Linked DNA regions of Mus musculus: region 1 is linked to region 2. The links are chromatin loops, found by intact Hi-C in ENCODE. Cell type or tissue: left cerebral cortex. All regions are shown on one strand. Each heading gives the region's core, and the rest is flanking DNA. Links, peaks and the distances in the headings are about the cores only. Region 1 has its middle 50 kb from the start of Gm39319. Region 2 overlaps Clmp (CXADR-like membrane protein).

The links. Peaks named below come from ENCODE experiments on the same cell type or tissue, not always from the same donor. Only the 100,000 strongest peaks of a DNase experiment are listed, where the experiment ranks them.
Region 1: a loop joins it to region 2, with 4 times the contacts of the local background. A loop is called at or near these places in 19 of 42 quality-filtered maps.

What each region holds. Positions count from the first base shown.
Region 1 is chr9:40,610,593-40,622,277 of GRCm38, reverse strand. No RefSeq gene overlaps it. Among named protein-coding and RNA genes, the nearest start is that of Gm39319, 50 kb to the left of the region's middle. In left cerebral cortex, for the core only: CTCF peaks have their summits at 3,960 (motif pointing right) and 5,711 (motif pointing left); DNase peaks (open chromatin) are centred at 6,189, 8,008, 9,049, 9,285 and 3 more places; H3K4me3 peaks cover 927 bases; H3K27ac peaks cover 1,528 bases.
Region 2 is chr9:40,745,378-40,757,062 of GRCm38, reverse strand. All of the region lies in intron 1 of Clmp (CXADR-like membrane protein), which reads right to left. Among named protein-coding and RNA genes, the nearest start is that of Hspa8, 50 kb to the left of the region's middle. In left cerebral cortex, for the core only: CTCF peaks have their summits at 5,113, 6,614 (motif pointing right) and 7,487; DNase peaks (open chromatin) are centred at 6,625, 9,649 and 10,047.

The sequences.
Region 1 (11,685 bases), core at 1,930-9,929, 130 kb after region 2:
CAAAGGAAATCAGGACAGGAACTCACTCAGGGCAGGTACTTGGAGGTAGAAGCTGATGCAGAGGCCATGGAGGGTGCTGCTTACTGGATTGCTGCCCCTGGCTTGCTCTGCTTGCTTTCTTATAGAACCCAGGCCAACCAGCCCAGGGGTGGCACCACCTACAATGGGCCCTCTCCAACACCCCTTGATCACTAATTGAGAAAATGTCTGATCTCATGGAGGCATTTCTTCAAATGAGGATTTTTCTCTGTGATAACTCCAGCTTGTGTCAAGTTGACACACAAAAACCAGCCAGTACACGTGGTCTCAGGATAAAGTCCTAGGAGTTAAGACAATCTTCCCAATGGAGACAGGGATAAGGGGAGATATATCAGTAACCCTTCTGTTACCAGAACAGACACCTGCCATGATATATAAAGACAAAAGGGTTGTTTTGCTTCTAGATTTAGGAATTCTAGCCTGGGTAGTTGACCCCACTGCATTTAGGCCTGGAGTGGGTATGTACGCAGGAGTGAAACTACTTACTTTATAGACAGCACCAAAGAAGAGAGACAGAAGATGCTGGAGGTCACACAATCTCCTTCAAAGACACACCCTCACTCACCCCAAAATGAGTGAGGCCACATATTTTGTTTGTTGATTGATGCTTTTATTCTGGCCAGCTCTCATATGATTGGCCTCGAAGTATCTGTTTCTGCCTCCATAGTGATGGGACTTAAAGGCACCCCACAAGTAGGCTTAGCTGCTGCTGCTTCTTCTTCTTCTTCTTCTTCTTCTTCTTCTTCTTCTTCTTCTTCTTCTTCTTCTTCTTCTTCTTCTTCTTCTTCTTCTTCTCCTTCTCCTTCTCCTTCTCCTTCTCCTTCTCCTTCTCCTTCTCCTTCTCCTTCTCCTTCTCCTTCTCCTTCTCCTTCTCCTTCTCCTTCTCCTTCTCCTTCTCCTTCTCTTCTCTTCTTCTCCTTCTCCTTCTCCTTCTCCTTCTCCTTCTCCTTCTCCTTCTCCTTCTCCTTCTCCTTCTCCTTCTCCTTCTCCTTCTCCTTCTCCTTCTCCTTCTCCTTCTCCTTCTCCTTCTCCTTCTCCTTCTCCTTCTCCTTCTCCTTCTCCTTCTCCTTCTCCTTCTCCTTCTCCTTCTCCTTCTCCTTCTCCTTCTCCTTCTCCTTCTCCTTCTCCTTCTCCTTCTCCTTCTCCTTCTTCTTCTTCTTCTTCTTCTTCTTCTTCTTCTTCTTCTTCTTCTCCTTCTTCATGTGAGAACACTGTAGCTCTTTTCAGACACCCCAGAAGAGGGCATTGGATCCCATTACTGATGGTTGTGAGCCACCATGTGGTTCCTGGGAATTGAACTCAGAACCTCTGGAAGAGCAGTCAGTTGCTCTCAACCACTGAGCCATTCATTTCTCCAGCACCAGGCCTTACCTCGTAAAGGTTCACTAACTCCCAATAGCACCAAGTTGGAGACCAAGCGTTTAAGACATAACCAATACACACAAGATGAAAACATGGCATAAAGCAAAGGTTACAGACTTCTGAATGAGACAGGCTCCTTTCACTGTCACAAAATGAGAGAATCTTGTAAAACCCGTCACAGATGTGTACTTTATGAATTCATGTTTGGCAAGGAGACAGGGATATTGGTAGCTTTGCTTTGCTGAATACCTAAGGTTGCTGAGACCTCCTTCACCACAAGCTACCATTCCAGCCCCACCCCTACCCACACCCCAGGCTTCTGAAACACTTGTGTATATAGATAGAAGTTATGATCTCGGGCTTGCTTGGTTCTGAAACAAATTTCTTTGATCACTTTGTGATCTTTTCTTTTCTTTTCCTTTCTCTTCTTTTCTTTTTGTTTGTTTTTTGTTTTGTTTTGTTTTGTTTTGTTTTGAGACAGGGTTTCTCTGTATAGCCCTGGCTGTCCTGGAACCCACTTTGTAGACCAGGCTGGCCTCGAACTCAGAAATCCACCGCCTCTGCCTCTTGAGTGCTGGGATTAAAGGTGTGTGCCACCATGCCCGGCACTTTGTGACCTTTCAAATCTGACTTTTTAAAACTTAAAATATTAGTATGTAGCTCTTTATTTGTGTGTTAAAGTGTTTTGCCTGTACGTGCGTATGTGTATCATGCTCCTGCCTGATGCCTGAGGAGATCAGAAGAAGGCATGGGATCCTCTGGACTGGAGTTGCATATGGTTGTGAGCTGCCACATGGGTGCTGGGATTTGAATGTGGGTCCTCTGGAAGAGCAGCAAGTGTTCTTAACCATTGAGCTATTTCTTCAGCTCCAGGTCTAACTATATTAAATTCTCTCTGTGCTTAATAAAAACTAATGACCAACTTGTGTGTGTGTGTGTATGTGTGTGTAGATGCATTTAAAAATTAGAATAAGCCGGGCGCCGTGGCACACGCCTTTAATTCTAGCACTTGGGAGGCAGAGGCAGGCAGATTTCTGAGTTCGAGGCCAGCCTGGTCTACAAAGTGAGTTCCAGGACAGCCAGGGCTATACAGAGAAACCCTGTCTCAAAAACAAAACAAAACAAAACAAAAAACAAAAACGAAACAAAAACAGAAAAAAGAATAAAAGGTAAACTATTAGAAATGGTATATTGTATTTTCTTTTCTCTTTTCACTTAAAAAATGATTTTACTCTTATTTTATGAATGTTTGTATATCTTATGCACACCTGGTCTGTGGAGGTCAGAAGAAGGCATTAGATCCCTTGCAACTGAAGTTATAGATGGCTGTTAGCCACCGTGTGGGTGTTGGGAATTGAACTTAGGTCCTCTGAAAGAGCAACAAGTGCTCTTAACTGTTGAGCCATCTTTCTAGCTCTGGTGGATCTCTTCTAACGTTTCACATTAATGGCCTCAGCTAGTCCTAATTAAAATTCTATGAGGCATAGGAACAAAAGACCACATTGGTGATAGGGAGACTGAGGTTCTGGGGACCTTGAAGAACCAGCCTACCTCTGGCCTTAAAAGCCACCTTATCGTAAATACAAACGAGGTTCAAGCCTGTTTGTGATTACAATCAGAGGACTATCTCTTGGTGAATAAGCTTGGAGACATTGTGTGGGCTTTTCTATACACTCAGAGGACTATCTCTAGGCACACCTTGCAGTGAGGCAAATTCTGGGAAAAGAACACACTTACTTAACTCTTTACAACCGTGGTCATTTTGAGCTACCACAAATCTTACATTCTGACTGCCTGCGACTACCTTGTTATGACCACCAATTGTGATTACTTTGTTTTGACCACCGGTTATATTCTGCTCCTGTAACCCTTCCATGTTTCCTTCCCCATTTGGAAATGTCCTACCCTATAGCTATAAAAGCCCTACCTATCTTCACTTCAGCGCTGATCTCTCGAACCCACTTTAGGGGAAGGCAGCCTATGTACAGGAATAAAAAGCATACTTTAATGAACTGCTTGCTTTAATTAGTTTGGCAATGTTGATTTGGGTTGGTGGCTTTTCTCTTCTCATCGTTGGAAGAACTCTTCACAGCACCCTGACACCTTTGCTCGCACTGTCTCTTTGTCGTGTCTGTAGCAATCATGACGGCCAGCTTCATGTTAAAGGTGCAGGGATAAATCTCAGTGGGCAAGTGACTTGCCGGAGGCTAAGCATTTGTAAATACCTATTCAAGTAGGAATCCATTCTGTCGCTAATTACCTGGAGTTAGGACATAGCTCATAATTTAATGATTCTGTCCCCAGGAAGTTACTCTATGTAGTGTAGTGGATGTAGACTGGATGTGTAGTTCACTCACATTCTTTTTGACAAACTGACGTCAAATCAGAGTGAAGCCAGTTCCCAGAATTCCCTTCAGTTTTGATACAGTTGTCAGAATAACTCTCAGAACTCAAGGAAGTTTTGTACTTAGGATTTTTTTTTCTTTAAGATTTATTTATTATACATAAATACACTGTAGCTGTCTTCAGACACTCCAGAAGAGGGCATCAGATCCCATTATGAATGGTTTTGAGCCACCATGTAGTTGCTGGGATTTGAACTCAGGACCTTTGGAAGAACAGTCAGTGCTCTTAACCACTGAGCCATCTCTCCAGCCCCAGGTTTTTTTTTTCTAAAGGATACAAATTGGGACCAAGCAAAGGACATGATGCGGATTCTGAAAGCATCCCGTATGGTCCTTTCTCATGGTCCATTAGTCTTTGCATGGTTGGGTTTACTAACCCATAAGCTCAACAAGCTGCAGCATCCAGGCTTTTTACGGAGCGTTTGATATGCCGGCATAATTGGTACACTCAGTCTCTGGCTCCCCACCCTCTCTGTGCTCGGTCTCTTGGTCATAGTAGGCTTACGTGAGAACTAGCCACTACCCAGAGCCGGCTCATTACTACAAACTCAGGGGCTCCTAGAACTTGGGAAATCAAGGGTTTTACAAGCTTCCTCCCAGAAACCTGGAACAAAACCCAGACACATCCTTTTACGACAATAGCGGAGCCATGCAGCTTCTGTGTCTGCGGATTCCGGGCCAACTGCTTTCCTTTATGCCAAACTCCATCCTAGGCAAGCCTTCCCTCACCTGAATTTCTGACTATGAATTACTCAAGATTTATCCTGACCTCCTGGAGAGCTAGAGAGAGGTTTCCTGAATTTCAAAACCACATCCCGCCCTTCCGTTTCTGCCCACTTGAAACCAGACACAACCCACATTCCAGTCCGGTCCTCTGTCCCCGTCCGTCTGTACACCCATCACCCCCCCTCCCGCCCCCAGCCTCCTGCCCCCAGCCTCCCGCCCCCGGGGTGGAGGTAATGAAGCCACAGCAGGAAGAACGCTGGCAACTGAATGTGCAAATCTTGAGGAAAGTGAGCCACGTGGGCCAAGCCAGCTCAAGATGTAGACGTCTGCATTTATCCTTAAAATGTGTTTTAAATATTCCCCTCCCCATCCCATCTCCTCGGTAGCAGTAGCTATGTTCTGAGGCTTGCAAGGTGAAAAGGACGGGTGGATGTGAAGTGATTTCAAAGGAATAAAGTTCTCCGGCCGTAGTTTGTACAGGAGCCGTGCAGACATCCATTTTAATTATTGATGCGAAGCCCTGTCACTGGTGAGGAGGAAAGGGGCTTTCTTTTGTTGCACACGTTCTATGCACTGTGGTCCACACACCATTTAACCCTCACCATCCCGTGGATTGTGTTTCAGATCCTTCCCTAACAGCGGATCTGCAAGATTAAAGAATTAAGCCTGTATCTGGCTGCCTCCAGTTGCTGGTAATAGCCAGAAAATGTTGCTCATTATGCTTGTTTGCTCTGTGCTTTATTAAATATTATTTTATATGATTATGTAATTAAACTGTGATCCTCTGAAACCGGTCATTTTAAAAGCGGGGGAGGGGAGGGCAGCTGAACAAAGCTAATCAAAGAAATGCTTCATTTACATTAATCCTGCTGGGAGACTGTTCGGGTCATTTCTCTGAATACCCGGGTGACCTTGCTTAGCTTAGTGTAAACATTAGGCTGCTTCCCGTTATTAAACCTCTGCTAATTCAGGCTCCTGATGCAGAGCAAATGCGCTATTAATGATAAATGCAGCAATCACATAAAAGGCTCGCTATGGGATTATAAGAGCAGCCGGATTCAAGCTCCGGTTTCCAGTGTATCTCCGTATTACTGACCTAAGTTGATAAAGGAGAGGGTTTTAGGAGGATGGTTGCAGAGACCTGGCCTCTGAATTAGCTCTGTACTAGTGCCACCTAGTGGCCATGGTGGGCTCCAGCAGGTTCTTCATATTTCTAAGGGTTGGGCTCTGGGGCTCCGCCTTTCTTAGCTACCCAAACTGGTGTTTCTGTTCTGTTTTGTTTTTTGTTTTTTAAAACAAAGGCACTGGAGCTACTTGTGTGATAGAAGGTGTATGGCGCAGTCGTTTACTTCAAATTGATGCAAAAATTTAAGTACCTGAGATGGTGAGTTTGGAACCTTCGATCATTTTAGTATAGCTCAAGAATGCTGGCTCTCCTGCTCCTTTCCGACCCCTGATTCCTGAGGAACCCATCCGTACCCTTCTTCCACATCTTCCCACGACAGCGTCCTCAGTTGACACCACAGCCCAGAAGGAAAATGAGAAAGTCCAGTCGTTCCCCAGAACACTCACTCTGTCAATGGATTTTATTTTCTCTCTCCAGGTGTCTCTCAGCCACATGCCTGGCAGAGGCTGCTCAGAAATAATTCCTCAGCACTGCTCCTGAACGATGGGGGAACATCTGCAGTGTGCCGTGACTGACTAAGTGCAGAGAACACGCAGTTGGTTAGCTATACTTCCTCACTCAGAGAAAGACTAGAATGTGTGAGCAAGGAGACAGACTCCTCCTGCTACAATACACACCAAATGGGGTTGTCGTAACAGAGGGACAAGGGAGCCAGAGCAGGATCTGAAGTGGGGTTTGCCCTGGTTTTAACCCTGGATCTGTTACGTGTACAGTTGGAAAAATGATTGGTCACCGCAATTAGGAGTGAAAAGGGTGACACCGACTGTCAAGGCTCTGGTGTATCTTGGCATTACTGGGCTTGGTTGATAAAGGAGACTGATTTTTGGAAGGGAATGGCCATAGAAATCACCAGACCCTGAAAGACTACCGTTTTTGAATATTACTGAAAGACGTGCTCAGAGTGTATCCAAACCAAAGCACCTCCCAACAGTGATGTTCATGTTCAAGTCAGGAAACTAGAAAAAATGCCGATAACATGTATTTGTATATGTCTGTAGTATGTATGAATGGTGCGTGCACATGGTGTCTGGGTATGCATGCTCAAGCCTGTGCATTTGGGGCCAGAGCCGGACATAAGGGGTCTTCTTCTATAACTCTTGGCCTTATTGAGTTGAATCAGGGTCTGTCCCTGAACCTGAAGCTCACTATTTTGCTTAGTCTGGCTGGCCGGCCAGCTCTTACAATCTTTCTATCTTTGCCCCTTAATGCTAAGTTTACAAGCATGTGTTGCCTTGCCCAGGGTGCTGGGGATTTGAATTCAGGTCCTCATGTTTGCAGAGCAAGTGCTCTTACCTACTGGGCCATCTCCCCAGTCCAATAACAGCAATATTAACTGTATAAAGCTCCACATATATGCCGGCCAGAGTAGTATGTTTCCTCGCTCACTGTGATGATAAAATACCAACAAAGAAATTTAAAGCAGGGAGGGTATAACCCATCATGGTGGGGGAGTCCTGGTGATAGGGGTTCGAGGCCTGTTGCATCTGAAGCTTGGAAACAGCATGCTGAAGGCTGCAGCAGCTCGGCTCACTCTTTTCCTTTATCTGCAGCCTGGCGTCCTGGCCTGTGGAGTGGTGCCGCTCACACTGACGGTGGGCTTTCTACACCAATTAACCCATCTTGACACTCCCTGCCTGGGGTCCTGGCCTGTGGAGTGGTGCTGCCTACAGTTAGTTAGACTTTCTACATCAATTAACCCATCTTGACACTCCCTGATAGACACTCACAGAGGTTTGTCTCCTAGGTGGCTCTAACTAATCACATGTGTTTTCATTTTAGTTCAGCATCTGGTGATATAAGACTTCTTAATACACAGGAAATATGAGTCAATTTGGGTTTATATAAGCTGAGAGTAGTTACTCTTGCTATAAAACAAGAGTAATGTTATACACACTCCTCTCCTGATATTTATAAAAGTCGTATCAGTATCTTTACAGATACTGATTCTTATAATCTGGGGACCTATAGAAAGGCACGTCAATCAAACTTTACGCTTAACGCCTGGAGTGTGTGTGTCTGGATTTCCTGATCATGGTAAGCTACTTTTATGAGGCTCTGTGAATGAAAGAAAAACCCTAGCTAAACAGCTGCTGTCTTTCTTTGCCACATAAACCATTCTACGATGTGCCTTGTGATACTGAACCTGGGTCTCATTTCTCCTTTGTTACAGGGACACCAAAGGAGGACGGGAAGCCAAGAGGAGGGAGTTAAGAATCTTCGCATTCTTGTTGCCTGCTATTTCTGTCCCTGTTGATGCAACAGCAGTTCTTTAAGTAGCAGCAGCAGGTCATTTGGGTATCTCCCACACTCCCTGCACCAGCTGCCAGGTGCCTCTGCTGCAAGATGCACCTGCTGTGCATGCGCACACTGTAGTTCTCAGGAAGCTATGGCTCTGCCCTCTGCACACCCAGCCTCTTAAGGCTCAGGCCCCGTTTCCCTTTTGCTTCTGTATTTTTATGTGAGCAACCAGGCAAGACCACTCATTACATATTTGGAAGCGTTTTGCCCTTTGAAAGCAGGCAAGTGGTTTAAAAACTTTCAATACATTTATTTGTGACAATGTGTATGTGCAAGCTTGTGTGTGAGCGCATGTGTGTGTGTCACAGGATACACGTAGAGGCCAGAGGATGGATTACAGGAGTGGGTTTTTGCCTCCCACTGCGTGGGGCATGAGAACTGAGCTCAGGTCACTGGGCCTGGTGGTTAGGGTCTTTCTGCTGAGACATCCCGCTAGCCTGATAACTTCAAGTTCTGGTAGTTTCCTGTACATCTCTTGTTCCCGCTTTTCCACTAAATCTGAAAGCAGAATATCCTAAAGAAAAGCCTCAGACCTCCTCTACTATAGTGATGGGTGTGAGGAAGTATCCCTTTCCTTCTTTCTCTTGATTTTCTACCCAAATCCAAGAGGTCCCCAGAGAACTTTCTGGCCCTTTCCCTTAAAGGTGCTAAGGGAGGCTAGGACAGGAGTCTCCTTGCATCTCACCTTAGCTCTTCCTATTCTATACTGCCACTCTCCAGTGGGATTGTGAGGCAGAAGATTTGGCCCATCCCACTTAGGGAGGAACAGCTCTTGTTTACATCCATTCAGAGCAACCAAAGACAAAGACAAAACCAGGCATTTGGCAAGCCAAGCTGATCAAACATGATCCCTGCCCTAGAGCAGGCTTTATCTAGTAACGGCAAGTCATTGCACAAGTCTGAGCCCAAGCCTAAATACTTTTATCATGCAGTCAATCATTTGAGTCTAATGCCATCTGTGAAGGTCTGCGGAGGCTGCTTGAGAGGATATATAACAACTGAGAGGCACCCCAGACACATCAGCATGTGTTGGGTGGCGCAAAGTTGCCTGAGAACTTTTGTGTGTAGGACTGTACGGGGAGGTCCATAAAGCTAGGGCAGAAGGCTAGGCACACTGGGTAACTGAGGTAGAACCCAGAGACCATGGGAAGCTGGCAGGGATGAGGTCCATCTGCAGCAGAAACAGCTCATACCAGCAGTTGTGTGAGAGAGCTGGCAAAGATCTGAGACAGGAGAGTGGCTACAAGCTGGTGTAATACTAGCTGGTGGCTCCAAAGATGTGTAAGAGATTTTCTAGTGCTTTCTGAGCCAAACAGTGATTCAAAGCAGTGGGTGCAAATGAATAAAGCCTGTGGCCAAGTTTCTTCTTGGAATATCACATCCAGCAGAGGCACTGGGTTCTACCTGGGATGACTGTGTTGCAAGGAGAGCTGAAGTATCCGGGGGACCATAGGAAGGACCAATGGGCAGGCAGTAAGGATGTGTGTGTGTGTGTGTGTGTGTGTGTGTGTGTGTGTGTGTGTGTGTGTGTTTGTGTGTGTTTCACAGTTTGGAGTGTGCCACATGGCAGTGTCTGAGTGTCATTCCCTAGGCTACTGAGAACTGGTATTGATCTGGAAGGACATGATGCGAGGCCATGGGTCATGAAGTCTAATCCAGCAGCTGTGTGTAGGAGGCATCGGAGCAGGAAGGAGGTTGTGTCAGTTGTTTTCTTGTTGCTACGACAAACAGCTGCCAAGAAACATCTTAAGAAAGGAAGGACTTATTTTGGTTATAGTTTGAGTTCTTTAAGGCCAGGAAGCCGTCATGGCAGAAACATGAGAGAGGTGTCACACAGCAGACCTAAAGCCTCAAGGCCTTCCCACAGTGACTCATTTCCTCCAGTGAGGATCCTACTTCTTGAGGGTTCTGTGACCTTCTGAAATAACACTGAAGAGGTCAACTAACTAAAAACTGTTGGAAAATTCCACCAGGCACCCCTTCCCTCCTGGAATACGTAGGCCATAAGGGAGAGGTTGATTTAACCCCCCCCCCCCCACTACCTCATTCCCTAAAGACCAGTTTAAAGGAAGCACTGTTCTGCCAATCATATTGTGCCTAGTTGCTGATGCTCTATTCTGCCCCTGGAAACTGTATAAAAACTCGCACTAACGGCCACCAGGGGTTGCTGCCTCTCCTTCGGGTGCAGAACAACCCCAGCATGCTAAAACAATAAATTCCTCTTGCTTTTGCATTGATCCTAGGCCCTGCATGGTTCACTCAGAGGTTTTCCCAGTAGCTAAGGCTCGTCAGAGTCTTACAACACTACTTACTGGGTTCCAAGAGGTCAAACACTTGACCCCGTGGGAACATTTTCTATTCAAGGCACAGCAGGAGCCCCACAGTGAAGCCAGAGTATGGGGCAGCAAAACAAGGGACAGAACCAACACATTGATTGGCATTAAAATGTGTGGGGGTGGGCAACTGGACGATGTGCAGGGAGTGAGTGACTTTGGAGCACTCAACCCTAAATGGGATGTCTTTCCCAAGCTCCTCCCCCTAAAGCTCAGTCATCTAGGCAGGAGAGGAGGAGGAAAGATTATATAAGACCCAGAGGTGATGTGTGACTCCAAGGAAAGAGAGTCTTCCTGACACAACAGAACTCATTGAGCTGTGACAGCACACACAGGACCAGCACAGGTTCAAGTTAGGTGGGGTGTCAGCACCAGGAGTGGGAAGTGGGCACAGGGTTCTGCTGCTCACAAAGAAGCAACCTACAATGGATACCTACTGGCAAGGGAAAATCAGTTTTCACCAGTAGGGTAGGCTCCATGCTCAGGAGTAGCTGGCCAACAGAGAACCAAATCAGTGTTTTTTTTTTTTTTTTTTTTTTTTTTTTGTGGACTTTTGTTTAATTTTGCTTTGTTTGGGCCTTTTTGTTTTGTCTTTTGCTTGTTTGTTTTGAGTTTTTGGTTTTGTTTCTCTCTTGTTTTATTTGTTTATTTATTTATTTGAAAAAGAGAGACAGAACATAGAGTTGGGTGGGTAGGGAGATGGGAAGGAGCTGGGAGAAGCGGGCAGAGGAGAAACCATCATTAAAATATACTGTATGAAAAAAAAGTCTCAATTAAAATGAAGGAAAGCAGCCATGGGCATCACATTTGGAAGGAAGACTGGTGAAGTGGAGGCCAATGATGGGGCAGCGTTGGGGAATGAGAGTCCAAATTCCATAAGAATTTGTTAATTAAAGTGAGAAGGATGTCAAAATTGAAAAGGCAATAGAACGGGCAATTTTAGTGTTAGCAGTCAGTATCTGAATAATGTACCTTTGCGAGTCCTGTAACACAATAGGAGTCGGCCATGGTTCCAGGTGAGACACTGAAGCAGGTGGGGAAGGGAACAGAGGAGTGTGAGGTGGCTCACCCTGGCAGTGAGATGCCCACAGTGATTCTGAGTTCACCATAATCATAACCACAACAGCACTCCACTCACTGCATTTGCCTTTGAAAGGCTCCACTAGGCAAATTTCAGCGAGTAACCAAGGACATTAGCCTACAGATTAGCTTCTGGTAGTACTATACATTAGTGCAATATTTCGAGAAGCAATAAAAGAGGCGCTAAACCCCACTCCGAGGAATTTATCCTAAGGAAACGCCTAGTCTTAAAAGCCAAGCTGGAGGCCCCAAGAAG
Region 2 (11,685 bases), core at 2,246-10,245:
CTGCTTAAGATTAGCTTAAGATTTTGCGCTCTAAAACCTTGGGTCTCATTGGACTCCTTTGATCATTCCAGACTTTTTTTCAAAAAGACCAGGCAAGAAGGAGTTTTAACAAAAAACATATTCATATCCCCCGCCCCTCTCATAAGGGATAGTGGGCTGGGCCGTGACCAAAGAACAACCTCTAACCTCTCTTCTTCCTAAATAAGACTTTACTACTTTCCCAAAGCTCATTGAATGCCCAAGGCGGACAACTTGTCCCTAGTCACCCATGTTTGCTCTTCCTGAAAGGTTACCCCATGAGTACAGGCTCCCTACATGTTCCCAAGCTCCGAGTAATGAACTAAGGAAATGACCCCTGAATGTATAGTCAAAGCAGGCTCTAGGCAAGGCCGCAGCTCTTGGTGTAGGAGTTATCATCCAAGTAATTTACCAGCCTGTGTAGATCAGAGTTTACAAAGTTAGAGCATCCCATGGCAGGGATCGAAAGTCTGGTCTTTCACATTGTGCAGTATACAGTACAGTGCCCTCTAGTGGGCGACACAGATGTAGCCTCCCTTTCTTCCATTGAGTGAGAACATTTTTCAATGGTTAGGGGACATTTAGTATTCACTAACCTTGAGTGGGAGGAGTTTCCCCATATTTTGCTTTACCCAGAATGCTCCAGTAAGCCTCAGGAGAATGGATGCATCGGATATACGTAAGAAAGTAAGGTATTAGAAAGTAAAGTCATTCGGATATTTGCAAGCCTGAAGCAGGGAAAAAGCTGTGAATACTGTGACTTCAAAGTTAGCCTGGGCTACACTGACTTATCCTGTCTAAAAGCAAAACACAGAGAATGAACAAAAACAAAGGGAAAAGCCGTATTTCATTGTATAGATCAAGAATTAAGACACGGGCTGGTGAGATGGCTCTGAGTTCAAATCCCAACAACCACATGGTCGCTCACAACTATCTGTAATGGGGTCAGGTCCCCTCTTCTGGCTTGCAGGCATACATGTATACATAATAAATAAATCTTTAAAAAAATTAAGACACACAGTGACTCAAGCCAAGTTGTAGAGTCCTGTGGGGTGTGGGGGTGTATGTGTATGCATGAGTGAGGCATTCACACTTTCTGGAACACTGTATACATTTCATGAGGCACCATGGACCCGGATTTAGACAGTCTCCTGACCTCTCTCAGCCTTTTCTTCTCTGCTTGTTTTTGTTTTTTGTTTGTTTATTTGTAGACAGGGTTTCTCTGTGAAGTTCTGCCTGTCCTGGAACTTGCTTTGAAGACCAAGGATCTCGGACTCTGAGATCCGCCTGTCTCTGCCTCCTGAGTGCTGGGATTAAAGACATGCACCACTACCCCCACTCCCAACACGCCTTTTCTTCTCTGTAAAACGAAGAAAGGTTGTTGGAAGGATTGTACATGGCCTGGGTAAAAGATCTAACAAGGCACCCACTCAACAAACGGTGGTTATTATTAACGACAGTCACACTGTGTTGTAAAAGACAAAGAGAAACAGGCACAAGGAGGCAAACCAGGATTGTGAGGTGTTCTGGGGAGTCAGGCATGCTGTGGCTGCAGATTGGAGGGAAGGGAGAACACACCAGGTGGAGGGAGCATCTGGAGCTGGGGGAGCACCTGGAGCTGGGGGAGCATCTGGAGCTGGGGGAGCACCTGGAGCTGGGGGAGCATCTGGAGCTGGGGGAACACCTGGAGCTGGGGGAGCACCTGGAGCTGGGGGAGCACCTGGAGCTGGGGGAGCATCTGGAGCTGGGGGAGCACCTGGAGCTGGGGGAGCACCTGGAGCTGAGGGAGAACGTGGCCTCTCTTGCCAGCTTCACTGACAGCTAGTGAGGTTCCTTTTCTACCCAGCATATGTTTCCTTCTAAGCCTTGGACCCAGCCCATTCCGGGATCTCCATATGAAGGTCTTCAGAGGAGAGAAAAAAACTACATAGGCTATGTGTTGCTAACCACCAGACCAGACCTATTTCAGCGACTTCTTTAATGCAAACATATTTGGTATTTAGACAAAGCCAAAAGCTAAAGGAATGAGGCCAGCGGAATTTCAAACATCTGGAAACTGGGATGGTGTCCCCCTGAGAGGACATTTGTTCCAGGAGTCTCTGAAATAGTGGGGTGGCCACAAGGACTAGGCTTTAGTCAGGAGATGGGTCGCAGGGATTTAGCTCCACACCCTAGGCTGGGTTTTAAGTAAACGATAGGAAGAAGAAAAGAAAGGAGGGGTTGGGGATAAGGAGAAGGTGACAGGAAGATGGTGAAGGGGACAAAAAGAGGAAAGGAGGAGAGGGAGAGGGGAATAATAGAATATGAGTAATGAGAGCCCAGTATTGACGGAAACAATAATGGGGATAGGTTTTTGTTATTGTTGTTGTTGTTTTGTTTTGTTTTTTGTTTTTGGTTTTGGTTTTTCAAGACAAGGTTTCTCTGTGTAGCCCTGGCTGTCCTGGAACTCACTTTGTAGAGCAGGCTGGCCTCGGACTCAGAAATCCGCCTGCCTCTGCCTCCCAAGTGCTGGGATTAAGGGCGTGCGCCACCACACCTGGCTTTGGGGATAGGTTTTTCCTCTGTGATTTGTTACTGTAGGGCTGAGGCTCAAAGCCCTGGGCCTTGTACATGTTGGGCAAATACTTAACCACGGAACTACATCCCTAGCCCTAAGTATTAGGATTTAGGTAAAATATTAGGTCTTAGGTGGAATGTTATGGCCTAGATAAAATGTTAAGGCCTGGGTAACTGTTACCTGGCTAGCCTGCCTTTATAAGGAAATTTTCTCATATGTTTCTGCTGTTACTAAGAAACCCTCTAATGCCAAGATTGAGTACATATTCTGTTACGTTCTGAGCCCTTGGAAACCGATCCTGATAGAAGACAGTAGAACTGTTTTGTATCGTTACCTGTAATAAGCTTGGACCTGAACCAACTCCCCAACAGCTCTTCCTGCAGCTGTGTATAAGCTTTTATGATATAAGCTGCCCCTAGGATGGACCCCAATATAAGAGAGACACCTGCACTAATTTAAGAAATTATTTGGAGTAAGATTTTCATTTTGAGTAGTGGTCGAGTAAAGTTTAAATTCTCAAGACTTCCCTGGGAACTGACATCCTACTTGGCAGAAAGAGACATGTATGTGGGTAACTGCCATCCTGGTTGGCAAGTTAATTACATGAATGTTAGACAAGTCCCATCCTGGTAGACAAGTTAAAATATGAATGTTAGACAAGGCAAGCCCCGCCCTTGATTCATGTCAAGTTAGGACATGAATATTAGACAAGGCAAGTCCCCTGCCACAGTTCAATACCCAACCAATGGAAACAGGATAAACATACAACTAAGACAAGTTCCTTAGGAAATCCCCTATCCCTAAATCCTGATTGGTGAAATAACTTGGCATAGATATTTGTGGATTTGGGGCTTAAAAAACCCTATAGAATCCTAACTCAGTGTCATGGTTCAATTCCCGAATTTGGGGTGTATGCCCAGTAAACTATCCCTTTCTGACTGTCACTGTATGGTTTGTGAGGTGATTCCTGCACCCCAGCACTTAAGTTTTCAGATGAAACAAAGGCTGATCAAAGCCAAAGCTCATGTCAGGTGTGGCAGTGGCCACCTTTAATCCCAGCATTGGAGGCAGAGACAGGTGGATCTCTGAGTTTGAAGGTAGCCTTGCCTATACAATGAATTCCAGGTCAATTAAGGCTACACAGTGAATGTATGTCTCAAAAAGGGAGGAAAGAAAGAAGGGATGAGGACTCACCCTTTCCCCGCTCTGTGACAGGCTGGCTATTATGTGATTTAATGTGGCTGCCCACATTAAGAACTTCCAGTGTTCTCTTTACTTACCAAGTGCAGATGGCACTAGGAATACAAAGACGTGGGCCTCATGTCCCCTATGGCCCTCAGACAGCTGATGGTTAATGATACCTTCAATTTTTTTTTTTTTTTTGGTTTTTCGAGACAGGATTTCTCTGTATAGCTCTGGCTGTCCTGGAACTCACTTTGTAGACCAGGCTGGCCTTGAACTCAGAAATCTGCCTGCCTCTGCCTCCTGAGTGCTGGGATTAAAGGCATGCGCCACCACGCCTGGCTACCTTCAATTACTTTAACAGTTAACTAACTCAGCTCCTTCCAAAGCCTCGTCCCAAGTGAGGCCAGTGACTACAGAGTGAACTGATGCTATCCGTTCTGTTTAGCAAAAACTGAAGCCATGTGGTTTATAGGAAGCACCATGGAGATAGCTCCCGTCTGGTCACCCTCCCCGCACCCCAGTACAGTGGGAAACAGATCATTTCTATTAACTATGTATGCACCAAGCTAGGTAGACAAGTTAATCTCATTGGGCACTCTGGAGGTAGATACATAATTGTCTTGCCAGCTGGGAGTCTGAGCCAAACAGAAAGAGAACTTTGATAGAGATATGTTGGGAGTTACATCCAGACACAAGTACAGGGTCGGAACCTGGAATCAAATAAGAGTTTAATGGACCACTGGTTGATATGACTGTGAATTTAAGCGCAAGGCTGCACTCCTGGCAGTATGATGTTGCAGACACAGGAGTGACAGCCCACTGCATTTTATAGGAGCCAAGCCGTTACATTAAGCACAGCTATGTGCAGTGCTAGGCATTAAAAGCTGGATGAGGCTTTGATGGAAAAAACAATAGAAATTTGCTGTCAGAGGATTGTAAGCAGGAAGTGATGAAGTTGGAGAGTCATGTCTAAAGTACAGTTAGCACAATTATAGGTGAAAGTCAGCAGGACAGAATACTACAGGGCAGTCTAACATCTGTCTTCCCAAATATTTAAAAGATGGCAAAAGAGCCAGGCTTGGAGGCCCAGGCCTGTAATCCCAGTGACAAGGGGAGCTGAAGTAGGAAGCTCACACTGTCAAGGTTTGCTTGGACTAATAGTGTGACCACAAGACCAGCAAGTTACTGGGCAATTCAGTGAAATTCCATGTCAAAATAAAGAGTGAAAAGATGGCTGAGGCTAGACCTCAGTTGTAGGTCCCTTGGACAGCATGCATAATCCTTCAACCCAGAGGGGAAAACATTTACAAAATGACAATGAACAGGACTTCTTGTGTGGGAAGGCAGGGGGCAGCACCGGATGTGTCTGAAGGGCTCCTCATGGCTTTTGTGTCAATCAGTGTGTGACTTGCTGACCTGTCTGTAGCTCACCTTACATCCTGGCTCCAGATCAGAGAGAGAGAGATGAGTGACTTTGGTGAAAAGCCTGCAACCTCAGCTGAGTGAACATCCCCGCCCCCCACTTTACGGTGCTGCCAGCCCATGACCAGAGTTAAATGAGACTCTTGTGAGTTCTTAGCCTCCAAACTTATTGCGGCGTCAGGGTTCATGGATGTCCACGAGCAAAGCAGCTAAATGAACCTTATAAGTTCAATGGCACATTATCCGATGCTACATTTCACCGGCACCTCCTCTGGACCAGTACCTATGGGTACCAATTTTTTTTTTAACCATACTCAACATGATTTTCTATGTCTATGTGTGCAAGGGGGAGGGGTATGTGTACCTGTGGTATTCATGGGTTTGAGTGGATGTGGAAGTGGAAAATCAACCCTTTTTCTTTTTCCCCCAGTGTCTCTCACTGGCCCGGAACTCACCCAGTAGGCTAGATTGGCAGTTTAATAACCCTGAGGTACCTGCCTGTTTCTACCTCTCCAGCCCTGGAATTACAAGAGTGTGTATGCCATTGTACCCAGCTTTGTTGGTTTGTGTTTTTCATGACTGCTAGGGACTGAACTCAGATCCTCACATTTGAATGGCAAGCACTTTATCCACTGAGCCATCTCTTCGGCCCCATCATGATCTTTTAAAATAAAAACTTGATGTGCCATTTATATTTGTGAATTCTTCATATGGGAAAAAGGGCTTCTTTAGATTAAAAAAAAAAAAAAAACCAAAAAAACCAGTCACCTCATTGGCCAGTTGGGGATTGTTCTTTGGGGCAGGATTATAGCCCTATGGCCTAAGTGATTCAACCATAAAATGATACATTGGGAGATCTCCAGCATCTTCCCGTATGTATCACAGATAACGGAATGAATCATGTGGTTCCCTTTTAAGAGACATTAACAATATCTGGGGCTCATTTGTCGGTGTTGCGGGGCTTTTGTTTTGCAGTGCTGGGGAACGAACCCAGGGCCTGGCACATGCTGAGCAAGCACTGTGCCACTGAGCTACACCCAGAGTCTGCAGGTAATATGTTGATAGACTTGTTAGCAGTGCTGCCTGACAGCAGAACGAGCTGCGGAATTCAGGAAAGTTCTCATCCACCTAGGGTTAGTCAGAGGCTGCAAAGGGGAGCCTCCTACGTTAACATTAAACTGAATGTTCAAAGCATTTGCCATTATGAAGAATATATACTCAGCAAATTTATGCCATGAAGAGTATAAAGTACAGAAAAACACGTACTCTTGCATGCTGGTGTGTTTCGTCACCATTCTGAGCTCTTACGGTTTACACTAAGGGTCTAGTTTTGTTTCCTTGTGTCCTTCACTTTCCCAGTGTTCTTGGAAAGACTGGAAAGGAACTTATCTATAGGGTTACAGTGCTCCTTTCTGCTCTGTAGATGTTTTAATCCACAAGGGGGCAGAATTCACTCAGGGAGAATTAACAAATAGCCAACCTTGGTTTCTCCTAACAAAGCTCATAACTGACAAAGAATTATAGACTCTCCTGGGCTTAGGCTTGATCAGCACTTTGCTGCATGTGGTGTCTTGTGTTAAAACTGCACACACTTAATTCCCAAGGGCCCATGCAACAAATGAAAACCTTAGGAAATAGCAGGGCTTTCAGAGGAAATTTATCCAGGAAATGGGAATTAGCAGTGTTTTAATAACTTTAAAATAAAAAAAGAAATTGTGTTTTTGTGTGTTTTGTCTGTAAGTATGTATCACATGTATCTATCACATGCTCACTTGGAGGCCGTAGAAGAGGGTGCTGGGTCCCCTGGAACTAGAGTTAAGGCATTTGCAAGTCACAGTGTGGGTGCTGGGAACCAAAGCTATGTCCTCCGTACGAGCGAGCAGCCAGTGCTCGTAGACTGAGCTATATCCCCAGCCCCTGGTTTTAATGAATTTTAACATCTCAAGATTAATATTTCACTCTCTGTAACTAAAACAGATGTTTGCTTTGTTTGTCTAAGACCAAAAATATTTATTTTAATTGCAGAATATATTATAAGAAAAAAACAAAACAAAACAAGTTACTCAGTAGATGTGACATAAAAACAAAAAGGGAAAAGACTAAAACCTGTCCCAAGCCAGATGGATGGCAGTGGCACAAGCCAATCCCTGCATTGGGGACACAGAGGCAGAGACAGATCTCTGTGAGTTCAAGGACAGCCTGGTCTACAGAGTGAGTCCCAGGACAGTAAGGGCTACACAGAGAAACCCTGTGTCTCAACACCAAACAAACAACAACAATAAAACCCACAACTTGTGCCAGAGCCACATGCATGTAGTGCCTACATTTGGAAGGTAGGGGTAAGAGGATTGCTTAGAGTAAAGGTAAACTTTTCCAACCAAACCAAACCAACCAACTAACCAACCAACCAACCAACCAACAAAAGACCAAAGCATTGGCTGGAGAACTGGCTTATCAGTTAAGAACAGTTGCTGCTCAGTTATGACAATCAACATTTGGGTCCCAGCATCCACATCAGGTGCTCACCAGCACCTATAACTTCAGCTTCAAGAGAACTCTTCTGATCTTCCCAAGCACACACACACACACACACACACACACACACACACACACACATTAAATATAATTAAAAGCCAAAGAACAAAGCACAACAGAAATCTGCCCTGATGCTGAGAGGTCAGTTAAAGGCCCCAGGCACTTTCAGCCTTGAAGTTTAGATTCTGTTCTAGGCCAAGAATCTACCCTATCTATAAAATCATGGAAGATGATGGTTATTTGGATTCTAGAACCTTAAACAAGAGCAGGCGTGTGGAAGGTCATCTAAGTCACTGTCATGGATTCAGGCCATGAATCAAGGTAGTCTGCCAAGACGTGTCAGACATACTCTGATTATAGCTGAGAATATGAATCACAGGGAGACAGTCCTGAGATCGTGACAGTGGTGTGGAACACCACCTTTTTATTATTGTATATCACACACTCGGGGATACCGACCGATACCACATTTCCTTAGACAAATACCAAATCCCCTGTTTCTGTGAGTGCCACAAAGCAGCAAGGACTCTGACAACATAGCTGCCATCCAAAGCGGAGTGACAGGAGCACATCATTGTTCACAAATCGAAGTGGCACTCTTGTTGTGTTAGGCACTGTCAAGGGTGGAGGATTCCCTTTTGTCTATGAAAAGACCACAGCCTGACAGAGAAACACACAGACACCAAATCACACACACTGTGCAATGACCATATTTGAGGGCCGGTAGTTCTCTAAGAACTCAGAGGGGGAACATCAAAAACAGGGTTGGGTCTACTTTGGCCTTTGAATTGGTTGACATTCTAGCAGCTGTAAATGACAAGGGATGGCATGCTGTAAGCTGTGATTAACAGTCAGACCGCTTGGTATACCTAAGTCACCAAGCCGACCGTAGCACAGGCACATGAGACCCTTCATCCTGACATGTTGTCAGAGTGTGGCAGTGGGGAGGAGGAAGATGACTGGCACGCATGCTTCGCCACTGCAGACTGGAAGCTGGCCGGCTATCTAGGAATTAGCTTTTTTGTTGTTTGTTTGGCCTCGCACTCAGGCATTCTTTCTGCCTTAGCCTTTCAAGGGCTGGGGTTTCTAGTGTGTGGCACCACACACTAGAGGTTTTATCCTCATTTCTCAAAAAATAACGACCAAAGGAAGGGTATCACCCTGCCCATAAAGACCAGGCCACTCAGAAACACAGCAACGCTTGAGATTTTCCTTCATCCTGTGTGTGTGTGTGTGTGTGTGTATGTGTGTGTATTCCGGCTCACATATGCAGGAACACATACATGCACATCCCTGTCCTCTGTGTGCATGCCTATGTCAACCCACAGACCAGGGAGGCTTTGCCTTTGACTATGAATGACACTTACAGAGATCCAGATCTTACCCTGGCTTATTTCCTCAGCATATCTATTTACAGCCTCGGTCTCATTCCAAATGTTAAGGCACTTTCATATCTAAATCTTTTATTACTGTCGGAGGAGATCTGAACAGAAGCGGGAATTCAAAAAAAAACACTTACTGGGAGTGACAGTGGATATAGTTAGGGACCCATGACAATGAGGGACTGAAGGGATGTCAATGGCTGAAATCCACATCCATATGAAAGCTTCGATTGAGTGTCTGAGTGTCTGTCTATCTTTCTTATTTTACCTTCTTATCAAAGCTGGTAAAACGGAAGGTGACTGCTTTGAACTTCACCCCTTCTCCTTCCTCAGTCACTTTCTTTCTTTTTTTTTTTTTCAGACCGTCTCAGCAGAGGAGGATTTGTAAGGGAAGTGGGTTCTGGAACTTTCCTTCTTCCAGTCACTCCTGTGACCCACACCCAAGTGACTCAAAGGACTGCATCATGCTGTCTGCTGTCTGCTGTCTTTACTCATGGTTTTCCTCACATGATCTAACTGTGAGTCCTGAGCTTGTCTTGCTAATTTGTCTTCTCAGTTCCATCCGAGCTAAAAACCAACATGGCCTGACCTCCCTTCCTGCACACCCGGGCATGGGGCAGAAGAGTATCGAAGGACAAGACGTCATCCGCACGAAAATCACCCGTGTGCTTTATCATCCACGATGAGTGTCCCCCAGTCCAGCTTCTGAGTAGCATCCCTTAAAAGGGTTTGAATGTAACCACACGGTAAGTAAACATTCAAACAGAACAAGAGGTGCACAGAAGAAATAATTATCCCCTCTTCACGCCCCGCCCTCCCTTCCCTTCTCCAGATGACTCACTGCACGTTCACATGCATTCTGTGTGCCACACGGATTTACGGTTTGGCTAGACACCGACTGTTAGGTTGGAAATGGAGTTTGCTCAAATTTCAGACAGATTGCTCCATTTAGAGTGGTTGATATTTAGTCCTGACTGTCAACTTGGCTGGATGGAGGTGTGCCCGAGAAAGGAGGAAAGCCAAACTTTAGGTATGTTTGCCAAGGCACTGTCAGAGAGATACTTCCTGTATGTGGGCGTGTGAGCGAGAGGTACCATCCCTACTGGCTGGAAAGAGGACCCTCCCTCCCCTACCTGTCCATCATGAGGTTAGACTGTGCCATATGCTTCTCCTGCCTTGATGTTCAGATGCCCTGGAACGAGCAGTTTTTAGGCTTTTATTATCATCTTGGGGATTTTTCTCTTTTCCTCTCTCTCTCTCTCCCCCTCTCCCTCTCATTTGTTGTCATGCCATTTAACATGAAGACGGTTCATATATCAGGGAATATTATTGTGCTATTTAAAAGCAGTTGCACACAACTCCTCTGTGCAGTTCTCCCTTAGATGTCGGGCCTCCTTGGATCTATTCTCTGCTTTCCATGTCTGCTCACTCCTGTCGTTCCACTGAGCCGTTCCAAGGGTTTTCCTGAGGGCTCTCTGGGGAAGCATTAAAAGAAAGCTGTTAAAACTGGCCATTTAGCTTTCAGATCTGTTCTTTCCCGGTTCTGTAACCTTTAGTACTTTCCTTTTCATTGTTGTATCTTAGTTTTTTTCTCTCACCACATGATATGGGAGATAACCATACAGAATCCATGACATTAAGAATTAAAGCTGAGCGTGATGGTTCACACCTTTAATCTTAGCACGCGGATCTCTGTGAGTGTGACACCAGCTCCCCGCCCCACCAAAAAAGTATAAGAATTCAGAGAGTCTAAATATACTTCTATGCATTGGTGCTTTGCCTGCATGTGTGTCTGTGTGAGGGCGCTAGATCCTCTGGAACTGGAGTTACAGTTGTGAGCTGCCATGTGGGTGCTAAGAATTGAACCTGAGTCCTCTGGAAGGCCAGCCACTTAACCACTGAGCCATCTCTCCAGTTCCTTAAACACACTTCCGATACATAATAAATGTCCATTAAATATTGCTACTACTGTTATTATCTGTTCCTCTTAAATAACATCCCATTCTTTAAGGATTCATCCTATTTATGGTTCTGGGATATTAACCAGTGTTCCTTGCATCTCTCTCTCTCCCTCCCTCCCTCCCTCCCTCTCTCTCTCTGTGTGTGTTTTTCTCTTCACTTAGATGTCTTAGAGAGAGAGATAGAGAGAGAACACAAAAACAAGTTTGATGGTGCTGTGAATGGATAGGAATGGGAATTGATCCATGCTGGGTTTCTCTGTAGACTTTTTCATTGCAGAATTTCTAAGTGGTGCTGTCTGTAACCCAGTGTCTCATGAAGCATAGGCTAGACTTGAATTGGTTAGATGGCTGAGGTTGGCCTTGAACTCCCTGTCCTCCTGCTTCTGCTCTCAAGTGCTGAGATTACTGGTTTGTGACTCTCTACCCAGCATTGCCCAGAGGTCAGCTGTCTGTTGGCAGGAGGTGGGTGAGGAATGTCTGAACCATGACTACATAGAGCAACCCCAGAGAAAAGAGCTACAGACTCTGGCTTTGCTTCCAGGTTGGCTTGCTTTGTCTTGTACCTGATGCCACTGAGTCTAAGTTCCTAAACTTCCCCACTGGGATAACAGAGGATTTGGGACAT